Linked DNA regions of Homo sapiens: region 1 is linked to region 2. The links are chromatin loops, found by intact Hi-C in ENCODE. Cell type or tissue: heart left ventricle. All regions are shown on one strand. Each heading gives the region's core, and the rest is flanking DNA. Links, peaks and the distances in the headings are about the cores only. Region 1 overlaps PTPRT (protein tyrosine phosphatase receptor type T). Region 2 overlaps PTPRT (protein tyrosine phosphatase receptor type T).

Evidence for each region. Peaks named below come from ENCODE experiments on the same cell type or tissue, not always from the same donor. Only the 100,000 strongest peaks of a DNase experiment are listed, where the experiment ranks them.
Region 1: it touches region 2 in a loop (4-fold over the local background); 1 of 110 quality-filtered maps calls a loop at or near these places.

The regions. Positions count from the first base shown.
Region 1 is chr20:42,107,643-42,113,026 of GRCh38, reverse strand. PTPRT (protein tyrosine phosphatase receptor type T) reads left to right here. Exons shown (of 31, transcript NM_007050.6): 23 at 2,540-2,694. It overlaps LOC101927182 (a long non-coding RNA gene), which reads right to left. Exons shown (of 6, transcript XR_001754611.2): 6 at 4,523-5,384. Among named protein-coding and RNA genes, the nearest start is that of CHD6, 490 kb to the right of the region's middle. In heart left ventricle, for the core only: no CTCF peak of the experiment used is centred there; a DNase peak (open chromatin) is centred at 2,577.
Region 2 is chr20:42,172,163-42,177,546 of GRCh38, reverse strand. All of the region lies in intron 16 of PTPRT (protein tyrosine phosphatase receptor type T), which reads left to right. Among named protein-coding and RNA genes, the nearest start is that of CHD6, 560 kb to the right of the region's middle. In heart left ventricle, for the core only: no CTCF peak of the experiment used is centred there; no DNase peak of the experiment used is centred there.

The DNA of each region.
Region 1 (5,384 bases), core at 132-5,131, 64 kb after region 2:
TGAAGACAGCACAGACGCATCGGGGAGAGAGGATCCTTGATAAATCATCACAGCACAGGTGGGAAGAGCTCGAAGGAAGGCTTCTTGGGACTGAATTGATTTGGAGGATGGCGTGAAAAAAGTCCAAGTATTCTTGAAGCTTTCTCCTCTCTCACTTCAGCTCATTCATCACTGCCTTCATCTGGGCATCTGATTTCTCCCTCCTAACAGGACTGTCTGCCTCTAGTCCTGCCCCTATGTTAGTTTGGGTTTCCCAGAAGCAGAGCCAGAAGCAGCAGTCGTTTGGGTGCCCTGGCTCATGTGTTTAGGGAGAGTTTGCAGGGGGAAGGCAGTGAGAGAGCCAGGATGGGGTGGGGAAAGGAGCTGAGTGAGGAAGTGGCCTCAGCAGAGACTTGCTTCCACCTAACCCCATGGGAGCCCTGGAACATGAATGGTACTGCACACTTGGTCCAACCTTGAGGCAAAGGGGCCTCAGGTGCCCCCCATAAGGGTAAAAAAAATTTCTGTTTTTCCCAGAACATTACTGGTTTTAGCACTGAAAGTCCCACGTACCGGGCAACCCGTCAGTCCTGGGCAGACTGAGCAAGTGGCAAGCCAGTTGGTCACTCTCCCTCTACTATCAGTCAGTCACTGAAGGATGCTGCCCCACCCAGCCACACCCCAGGGGAGGGGGGTTCCTGTTCAGCTGAGAACAGTTCTCTTCAGAAGAGGGTAACTGTGAGCTGTGTGCAGCCACGACTCAGAGCAGGTGGCAATGAGTCCACTGGCCCAGTGATGGGGATCTGAGTGGGCACCAATAGTGCCCTCTCTGCAACCCCCGATCCACCCACCTGAATCCATCCTTCATGTAGCAGGATGCAGCCTCCTAAAATGCAAGTCTAATGATGCACTTCCTCTTGTGTGGAACCGTCTGTGTAATCTCCCTGTAGCTTCCCAGTGCCTTTGAGATAAAGTCCAAAGGCCTTAATGTAGATTCAAGGCCTTCTGGGATCCAGCTCTCATCTATTCTCCTGCACCCCCAGGCCTGTGGTCTCCCATGGCCTGACTTCCACTTGCCTCTAGCATTGCCCTGGGTTGCTAGTGATTCTCTGCACACACCATGCTAAGCCCTGTCCCCAGGCCTGTGCCCATGCTGTCCCCCTGCCTTGGATTCCTTCCTCTTCTCCCGTCAACTGGGTAATACTCACACATCACTATATTAGAATGATTAAGAGTGCAGACTGTGGAGACAGACAGCCAGGGTTCACATGGTCCCTTTACAACTTGTGAGTTGTACTGTGACCTTGGGTGTGTCACTTAACCTTGTTTAGCCTCAGTTTCCTGATCCATCAAATGGAGATAAAAATATAGGGATTTATATCAGGATTAAGTAAGTTAGCATGTTGAAGTGTTCAGAAGAGTGACTGGCACACAGTAAATGCTTAGTTAATGTTTGTTAGTTATTATTTTCACTATTAGTCTGTTTCAAGATGGAGGTCAAGCATCACCTCCTCCAGAAAGCCTTCTGGGATTTCTCTTCTCCTCAGATCAGGTTAGCAGGCACTCCTTTATCCACTTCAATAGAATTACCCACTTGGGCATCTGCCTCCCCGACAAGGCCATGAGCTGTTCCAGGGATAGGAGCTGTGGCTTTTATTCTCACCTTCCTAGTACCTAGCACAAGGCTGGGAAGGCTGGGCACAGGTCACACTTGGTAAATGATTTTTCAATGAAGGAATGAATGAATAATCAAACAGACTCTTCCTATTCAGTGTTCTCTGGGTATCTGCAGGAGATTGCTAAGTAGAAAAATAGTAGGGAACAGGAACTGTCTAAGCGAAGGCTTAGAAGTGTGACCTGGCCATGGAATGGTCAGAAAACCACTACTGGGCCCGGAGTGTGTCTCTGTGAGGGGTGGAGGGGTGTGAAAGGGGAGGGGAACCGCTCAGAGCTCTAGGCCCCACTCTGTCTCCATCAGATCAGAGAAGCTCTGCCTTTGTTTGTTTCGCATCTTATGTAATCATTCTAAGTAAGAATCTACTTAATAAAGAAGTCAGTACTAAGTTATATAAACTTTGAAAGCCACACAGACTATCACAGCCAAGGCTGGAACACTACAGAATATCAGACCTCAATCACTGAACGCCTCAGATTCCACTGGAAACAATTTGGACTGACTTGGTCCTTAAGGCCAACATTTCTTTAAATCCGTACTCAATACACCTCCTATGAAACATTTGTCAAAGACGATCCCCTAGGCAAACAAAAGAAGGTCTCCTAGGGTGCTCTGTGGCCCTCTTGGGCATTCAGAGTGTGTATGAGCACACTCAAGACTCTGAGAAATCCTGCAATAAAGCCATCGGTTTCGTTTTAACAATCCCATATTTCCCAAATGTAACTGATTACAGAATCGCTCTATCCAGTAACACCTATTAACAAACACTGTGAGGGCCCTGTCCCTGCGGGAGGTTCCTCAGTGCAGCAGCTATGGCTCCACGTGTTGCTGGGCTGGGTATGCGAGGGCAGCAGCTGGAAGAACAGAGGCCCGTTCTTTCCTCAGAAAGGCTACCATGAGATCCGGGAGCTCCGCCTCTTCCACTTCACCAGCTGGCCTGACCACGGCGTTCCCTGCTATGCCACTGGCCTTCTGGGCTTCGTCCGCCAGGTCAAGTTCCTCAACCCCCCGGAAGCTGGGCCCATAGTGGTCCACTGCAGGTAAGTCAAAGGTCCTTCACCTTGGGAGGCCGAGGCGGGCAGATCACGAGGTCAGGAGTTCGAGACCAGCCTGGCCAACGTGGTGAAACCTCGTCTCTACTAAAGAAAGATACAAAAACTTAGCTGGTCATGGTGGCATACATCTGTAATCCCAGCTACCTGGGAGGCTGAGGCAGAGGAATCGCTTGAACCCAGGAGCGGGAGGTTGCAGTGAGCCAAGATCGCGCCACTGCACTCCAGCCTGGGTGACAGAGCGAGACTCTGTCTCAAAAAAAAAAAAAAAGAAAAAGTCCTCCACCTACCCTAGTGTGCCTCTGCAGCTCGGCTTTCTTGGGAGGGACATGTTATCTTTTCTAGTGGCTTTACTCTTAGAGACTCCTCTTCCTGTGTCCCCCCCATGCCCAGTGCTTTCTGATGATACTTGGTCACAAGGTCAGCTAACAAAAGGAATAGCAGTAGTGGCCATTGTTACTGTTGTTGCCTGAAAACAGTGAAGAAGTCAGTCACCAGGGAGGCAGGCTGAACACTGGCAGCATCTGCTGGGTCTGTCACGTGCATTTTACCCACATTATTTACTTCTCGTCCAGTCTGGAGAGGTGGGCATTATTAACATTCCCATTTTACAGATACAAAAACTCAAGTGCTGAGGAGGTAAACACAGAGTGGGGATATTTCACCTGCTTTTCTCCAGACACTTGCCCTCAGCTCCTTGACATGGCAGCAGGGCGCCTTGGTGGAAGCATGCTTCTTTTCATTTCTATATTATTTTCAAGATCACTTGCCAGCCTGCAGGGTCCCTCATAGAGAGAAATGGACAGCACCAGGTTTTACCTTATTATGAAGAAGAGATATTTTCAGCTCTGACCTAGAAAGTCACATTGAGAATGAGTGGCATGTCTTTGAATCCTCCCAAATGGAGATGAAGTATCCTGTCAAGGGTGTCCAGAATTGGAGGAGGATGGCCTTCCTGACCTGAAGGCTGGCCAGCTGGCATCCCCCTCCTTCCCAACGCCTCTCTCTTCCAATATGACCTTGGGGCAGCCCATCTTTTCAGACCCTGGATGCTTGAGTTATCACATCCCTGCCCTGGCAGTTTGTGTCAGTCAAGAGACCATGGAAGACTCCATAAGCTGTGGATGTCTCAGAGCCAGCCCCGTCCTCATACAGCATCCATTTATTTATCTTCCCAGCAATAGTAGCTACACAACCCCATTTCACAGATAAGGCAAGTGAGGATGAGGAGGTAATCCTGGACTCTCTAAATGTTTTGCATGTATTTTCTGCTTTGCTTTATATCTCATAGCAATCAAAGGGCAATGGATCATTAATGCCCCCCATCTCTATATCCCAAAGAGCACCCAGATCAAGGGTTAGGGAGAAAGAAAGAAAGACAATGGCAAATGTTTGTTTATCATCAGGACTTCGGCGCATGATGGCTCTACGCCGGTATGTGTCTCCTTAGCAGGTCATCTTAATGCATCTGAGCAGAGTGGTACCCACTCCTGGGGCCATTCTGAAAATTATTACCAAATGGGTTGGCTAAGTGCCTAAGAGAGAATGCCTGACATATAGTAAGCACTCTAATATATCATTATTCTCTGCCTCCTCTTAATGTTTTCTTTCTCCCCCTCCCCAGATTATTTATTAATCCTTCAGGACAGGAACAATGTTTGTTTGTTTTCATATTCCCACTCCTAATACCAGCATCTACTGCATCTTAGATTTTCAATAAATATTTGTTGAATATAATAGTAATAATTTCTCAATAAAAAATGGCTATGTATCCAGGCACAAAGCAATTTGTATGCATTATGCATTTTAATTGTAATTTCATCCAATTTATACATATTGTGCTATTAATGCTGTGAGGTGGATCTATTAATTATTATCAACATCATTTTATAGATGAGTGAGTATTTTAATTATTATCAACATCATTTTATAGATGAGTATTGAAACCCAGAGAGGTTAAGTCATTTGCCCGAGGTCATGCAGCTAATAAGTAATAGAGCCAGGATTTAATCCTAGGGGGTCTTTTCAAATATCCTGTGTTCAATTACTATGTGATGCTGAAATGAAATAAACACAGCTTTGTCCTCACAAGGACCCTGCAGGGAGGTATGTTAAAAGCATCAGAAATCTGAAGCTAACAAACAAACGGACACTAGGCAACTTGGTCACCGCTGATTGATTGATAGTTGTTCCAAAATTTGGAACCAAATTGGGCTGATTCTTTATACTAAAGCATGGTGAATATGAACATTGAAGAAAAAAACACGAGTGACCCCCCCTATACTCCCTCCCAGACACAGAGGCCAAGTCTCTTGAGTCCCCGCATCTGGATTTTGGGGAGTAGGTTCTGAAGCAAACTTAAGTCAGACTTCATTCAAACCATGAAAGTTTCTCATGAATGAAGACTCTGCTTCCAATGGGTGTACTTTCCAAATTGTTGTAGGTAGTGGTCCGCACTGGCCTGTGCCCCTTGGATTTACCATGAGCCAATATTGCTTTTTTGTCTTGTTCCATCTCTCTTCCTCTTTGTGTGTCTTTTGACATCTACATTGTTAGACAAAGACACTTGTTTCCATGAGAAAGGCAAGATGTGAAAACGCAGCGGAAGGGGGCCTCCTTGACAGGCTGCCCGGCCTTCCCATCCAAAACTGCACATGTGTAAGGCACATGTCTTACGT
Region 2 (5,384 bases), core at 279-5,278:
ATTCAGCACCTGAGGATCAGCCAGGCTGAACCTTGATGGGGACACACTGCTTTATTCATTCTTATGAGAGTGTTAGGTATCTGTTCTTTCCAGGGTTAAGGCCATCAGATTTAATTAGTTGCATTTTTTGGTTGGTTTTGAACAATACTAAGCTGTACTACTTCATTCATTCAGTAAGAGCAGAAAGAATAATGTTTGCTTTTTTAAGAGAAATTCCAGGACCTTTAAAGAACACATTGTATCTTTTAACTGGAAGCTCCCTTAGAGACCACCTAATCCCTCACTACTCAAGGTGTGGTCCATGGACCAGCATCATCAGCATCACCTGAGAGCTTGTTACAAATGCAGGCTCTCAGGCCACACTTCAGCCCACTGTATTAGAATCTGCCTATAGAAGATCTCTAGATATGTACATTACACCTTGAGAAGCATTGGTCTAATTCAGCTGCCTGGTTTTAAAATTAAGGTCCACAAAGGTGAAGGTAATTGTGCAAGATAATTTAGTGGTAACACCAGGATGAAAACTCAGGTCTTGTAACTCCCAAACTGTGTTCTTTCCATTGTCTTAATGTCCCGTTGTCTTTGTAGTTCATAATATCCACAAACTCAGCCTAAATATCCAGGGCATAGTTTGAAATGGAGAAAGGAAGCTTTTATCCACCCACAACAATGGCAAACTCTTTCAAACATCTGTTGCACATTTAAATTTCATCTTTCAGACAAGTTTAGTTATTTCATTTTCTCTTTCTTGCACATCAACAAAAGACAAAGTCACCTGTCAGGCTGAAGATTGTAAAAACCTGTCAAAATTGAGTTTTTCTAGTTTAGCTAAGTATTACTCTGCAACTATTTTGCATTCCTTAGTCTTATTATAATTTTTATGAATGAGAGATAGAAAATAGGAGCAGTCTGTATTTTCAGTGTGAGGCATTACTTAGTCTTTTCCTTCTATCACACATCTTCCCATAAGTGTGCAGGTTATGGAGTTTGGTGATATATACATAATACAAAATTCTGGGCCAGTTGTTTTCAGTGCACATACAACCCTGGAGCCAATGAGAAACTCCAAATCATGTCCAGTCCCCTGGAGCCACAGTGAAGCTGAACATTTTCACTCTGAGAGAAGAGCTTCGGATCTGAGTGTAGTTAAAATCACCAGAAGCCCATCAGGAGAAGATATGCATTTTGAGTAAATGTGGCTTATCAACCTCCCCACACTCACCAAGGCAAATGGAACTGAGGCAGGAAATAGAGATCATGATATCCTCACCAAAAGAATTAGAAGACATGACAGATGAACCTTGAAGATAAACAAACATTGTATTTATCAACAAGGTGGAGGGTGGATTTCAGAGAGCAAGGTGTACCTAACAAATGAGTGTTTCCAGAGTAGGCACTAGATTCTGGAGATACACGAGTAAACAACACAGATATGATACCTGTCTTCATGGAGCTTACAGTCCGGTGAAGGATAAGATACTAATCTCACTATTATTCAATAACTATAGTAATTCATGAAGACGATGTATGTTCAGGAATATACATATATTGTAATTCATGAAAATGATACTGTTAGGATATAACATGGGACCCTCAGATGGGGATGGAGGCAGACAGAGATGTCTTCCTTGATATCTTCATTCAGAAAAGTTAAAATACTTTTAGTGACCAGTCATCCCCTAGATTCTACTATTAACATTTTACTATATTTATTTTATTACCTATCTTCCCATCTATCCATCCTTCAATCCATCTTAATTTTTATGCATATCAAAGGAAATTTTAGACATCACTACACTTCCCTTTCCTCCCAATATTTAACTGTACACATCATTAATGCCGACTCAAGAGTCTGGTTTTTTCCTTTGAGATAAAATTTACTTGCAAAAAAACACAGAAATCTTAGGTTTTCCATTTTATGAGTTCAACAATTGCATACACTTTGCAACCCAGCCCCCTAGTAATATACAGACTTGCCAGGAAGATCCCTCATGCCCATTCCCAGCCATCCCCTGCCCCTACTCAACCCAATTGGTAACCACCATTCATTCATACCACAGATGGGTTTGTTTATTCTAGAGGAGGAATTGACTTGAGCTGAGTGCTGAAGGATGAATAGGAGTCCACGTGGCCTTGGAAGTTTGGGGGAAAAGTTATAAACACTCCAGGAGAATAGCACGTCCTGTACAGATTCTCAGGTGGGCGAGAATTCAGTGAGGAGACAGTGTGGCTGCAGCCTAGAGGGGAAAGGACAGAGAGACACAAGATGAGGCAAATGAGATTGGTGAGAGCTAGACCAATCATAGCCTTGAAGCCATATTAAATATCTTAAATCTGGAACATAGCCAAAGGACAGTGGGCATCCAATAAAAAGTTTGAGCAGGGAGGTGACATGCTCAGCTTTGGCCTTTGAAAAAGTTCTCATGCCTTATTTTGGAGAAAAGAACATGGAGAAGGAAGAGGGGATTCAAGGAGTTGTAAGGATGTTGTTTCAGCCACTATGGATAGGGAAAGAGAGGGGCAGCAGATTTGAGGATCCTGGCCATGGAGAGAAATGACTATCTCTTCTTCTGTTGTATTAACCTCTGATGTGTTGAACTTCTAACAATTATAACCTCTGATGTGTTGAGCTTCTAACAATTATAAATCAGTGCTTGATTTTCTCTTTCTATCTCCAGTTTTCAGAGATACTAGCCATAAAGGCTTTGCAGAAACTGGTTCAGAGAGATTGAGTAACTTGCCCAAAATCACACAGGCAGTAGGTGATGGTGTCAGGGTTCTCACTCAGCCCTATTCATGTCCAAAGTCTGTACGTGTTAGACCACTACCCTGTCTTCAGAGAGTATTGTGTGAGCCTCTCAGTCTTTCCTATTGGACTTGCCGTTTTCCTCAATATATCAGATTCTTCAAACACTCTAGAATTTTCAAGGCAGAAGACTGTCCGAGTTGCTGGCAGTCCCTGTCAACACAGGGCCCCACTTTGAGGATAAGTTCACCTGCCCAAGTTTTCCTTTAAGTGATGGTTTGAGAATAGGGGCAGGTGAGTCCACATGGATCTATCAATACCGGGTTTTATTTATGCTGGTAGTGGCTCTGTGAAACACAGAACTGACATGCAGAGTCGCTTTCCATTTCTTGTGCTTGCTGCCTCAATCAATCCCTTTATCTATAACTCAGATCCTTCCTCATTTAATCCCAGTCTTTCCTTCCATATAAACTCCTCTCAAATGCCACACCCTTATCACTCCCTTCATGCTTGCAAGAATATTAAAACTGTGTGATTTACCTTTCTTTATTATTTATGCTTTGAGTAACTTACTGACCAAGACATGTTCTTCTAAGTTCTTTTGCATATGCTATTTATCTTAACAAGCCATAGTCACATGCAGAACTTCTTACTGAAAGCATGAAGTAACTTTCCAATAATATTAATCTTTCTAACACTAAGCCACCTTACAGTTTCATCTACTTTAATATACTTCATTCTCTTCTGAAAAATAATACACTCTCTGGGAATCCATTCTTTGCCAACCAATATTTGTACTCTACTTTATCATCAGTTTATAAAATTCTTTAGGCGTATATTTCAATGTCTATTTATGGGTTATTCTTCTACCGGTCAAAGTTCAGCATTTTTTAAGGCCATTATTTTCAACAACAAGTGTCTCTGAAAGTATAAATGGATGGTGAATATGCAAGAATTAAATAATCAACCTACATGTTACCAAAAAGGGCTTATATTTCCAGTGAGTTAAAAGACTTAAAAAGTCCATAATTATATCCCTTCTTCTTTGTGGTGCAACAAAATACTTCCAGGATTCCATGCACGCCCCTCAGCTTTATTCCCTCACTTCCTAGTTTGATCACTAAGTGGTTAAGGCCAGCCACAGAGAATCCCTATCACTACTAAACATCTGTTGCTCTGGCAAACTCAACGACCTTTCATTTTTTTTCCAAATGTATTGTTTATACAACCTATGCTGTGGAACACTGGTATCAGCATTTTTGCTGCCTCTTTCCTCACTGATTTTGATAGAATTTTGACAAAAAGAAAAAAATTATTTTGAAAGTTTTTTAAAAAATAGTGAAACCCTTTTTTGAACAAAATTATACCTAGATGTTTATTTTCTAAAACAGATAAAAAGCCATTTATATCTGGTTGGAGAAGAGGTAAGGGAAAACTCACATGCTTGCCAGGATACACACACTCCCCACACACATGACATGCACAAAACCCTTTATTGTGGCCCAGTTCACTCCAGACACATAGAAGAATCTCTGAACAGAGGTCTCCTTTCCTAACTCTGCCTCAGCTCTTAGGGAACTAAGTCCATAGACTGATGCTTTGCTTATTGCTTCCTCTCTAGACCAGATGGGTGAAACTTTCCACTTGATTTACTCAAAATGAAAATAATAACCGCTAGTCACTGGAACAAGTCAAGATTGATGGCCCTTGTAGATCACAAGAGCAAGGCCGTCAAAGGAATGACACCCTCTAAAATTGAACAGTGCACAGCATGTATGACCAGCCACATATTGTGGTCCTGTGGAAGCCTGGATTAAAGGAGCATCAGGAAAGATGGGATCCCAGTTTGTCGATCCCTAGCGGAGTTTGGCATTTCACTGAGAGACAATTCTTTTCATTATTGCTGCAGTCTCCCAGAATCTAGTAACCAGGTCTTAGTGTAGAAAGAAGAAACTCAGCGCTAGTGTTCCATTGCATGAGAGGTCCTTGTGATGTAACCATTTCTGCATCTTGACTGTGATGGTGGTCACACAGGTCTACACATGGGATAAAATTGCATAAATTAAACATACACACAAGCGCATGTAAAACTAATGAAATCTGAATAAGATCAGTAACATATATGTCAATTTTCTGGTTATAATATTGTACTATAGTTACACAAGTGTTAACATTGGGGAAAACTGGGTGAAGGGTATTTAAGACCCGTTTATGTTATTTCTTACGATTGCATGTGAATCTGTAATGATCTCAAAATATGACTTCTTTTTTAAAAAGCTAGCACCCAGGTGATGGGCTGGTGTTTACCAGCTGACCCTGACCACGTCCATCAGAGTCTTGAGATGTGTCTCAGGGCTTCTCTGGTCATTAATCATTCTCCAGTCTAAGCCTGGGCTAAAAATGTTCTGTCAGTCTCTAACAACTGTGAAGTGGCTTATTTGTGTCTTTTTTCCTTAATCATTTTTTGGCAGAGGTTTGTCTAATTTGTTGGTGTTTTCAAAGGAAAGAGCCAGCTTTTGCTGTTTTTTTTCAGCTCCTCTGCTGTATCTTTAACTTGTGTTATGTTCCATGTCTGTTCTTATATACATATTTACTTTCTTTCTATTTTCAATGACTATGTTTTTTTATCTCAAGAAGT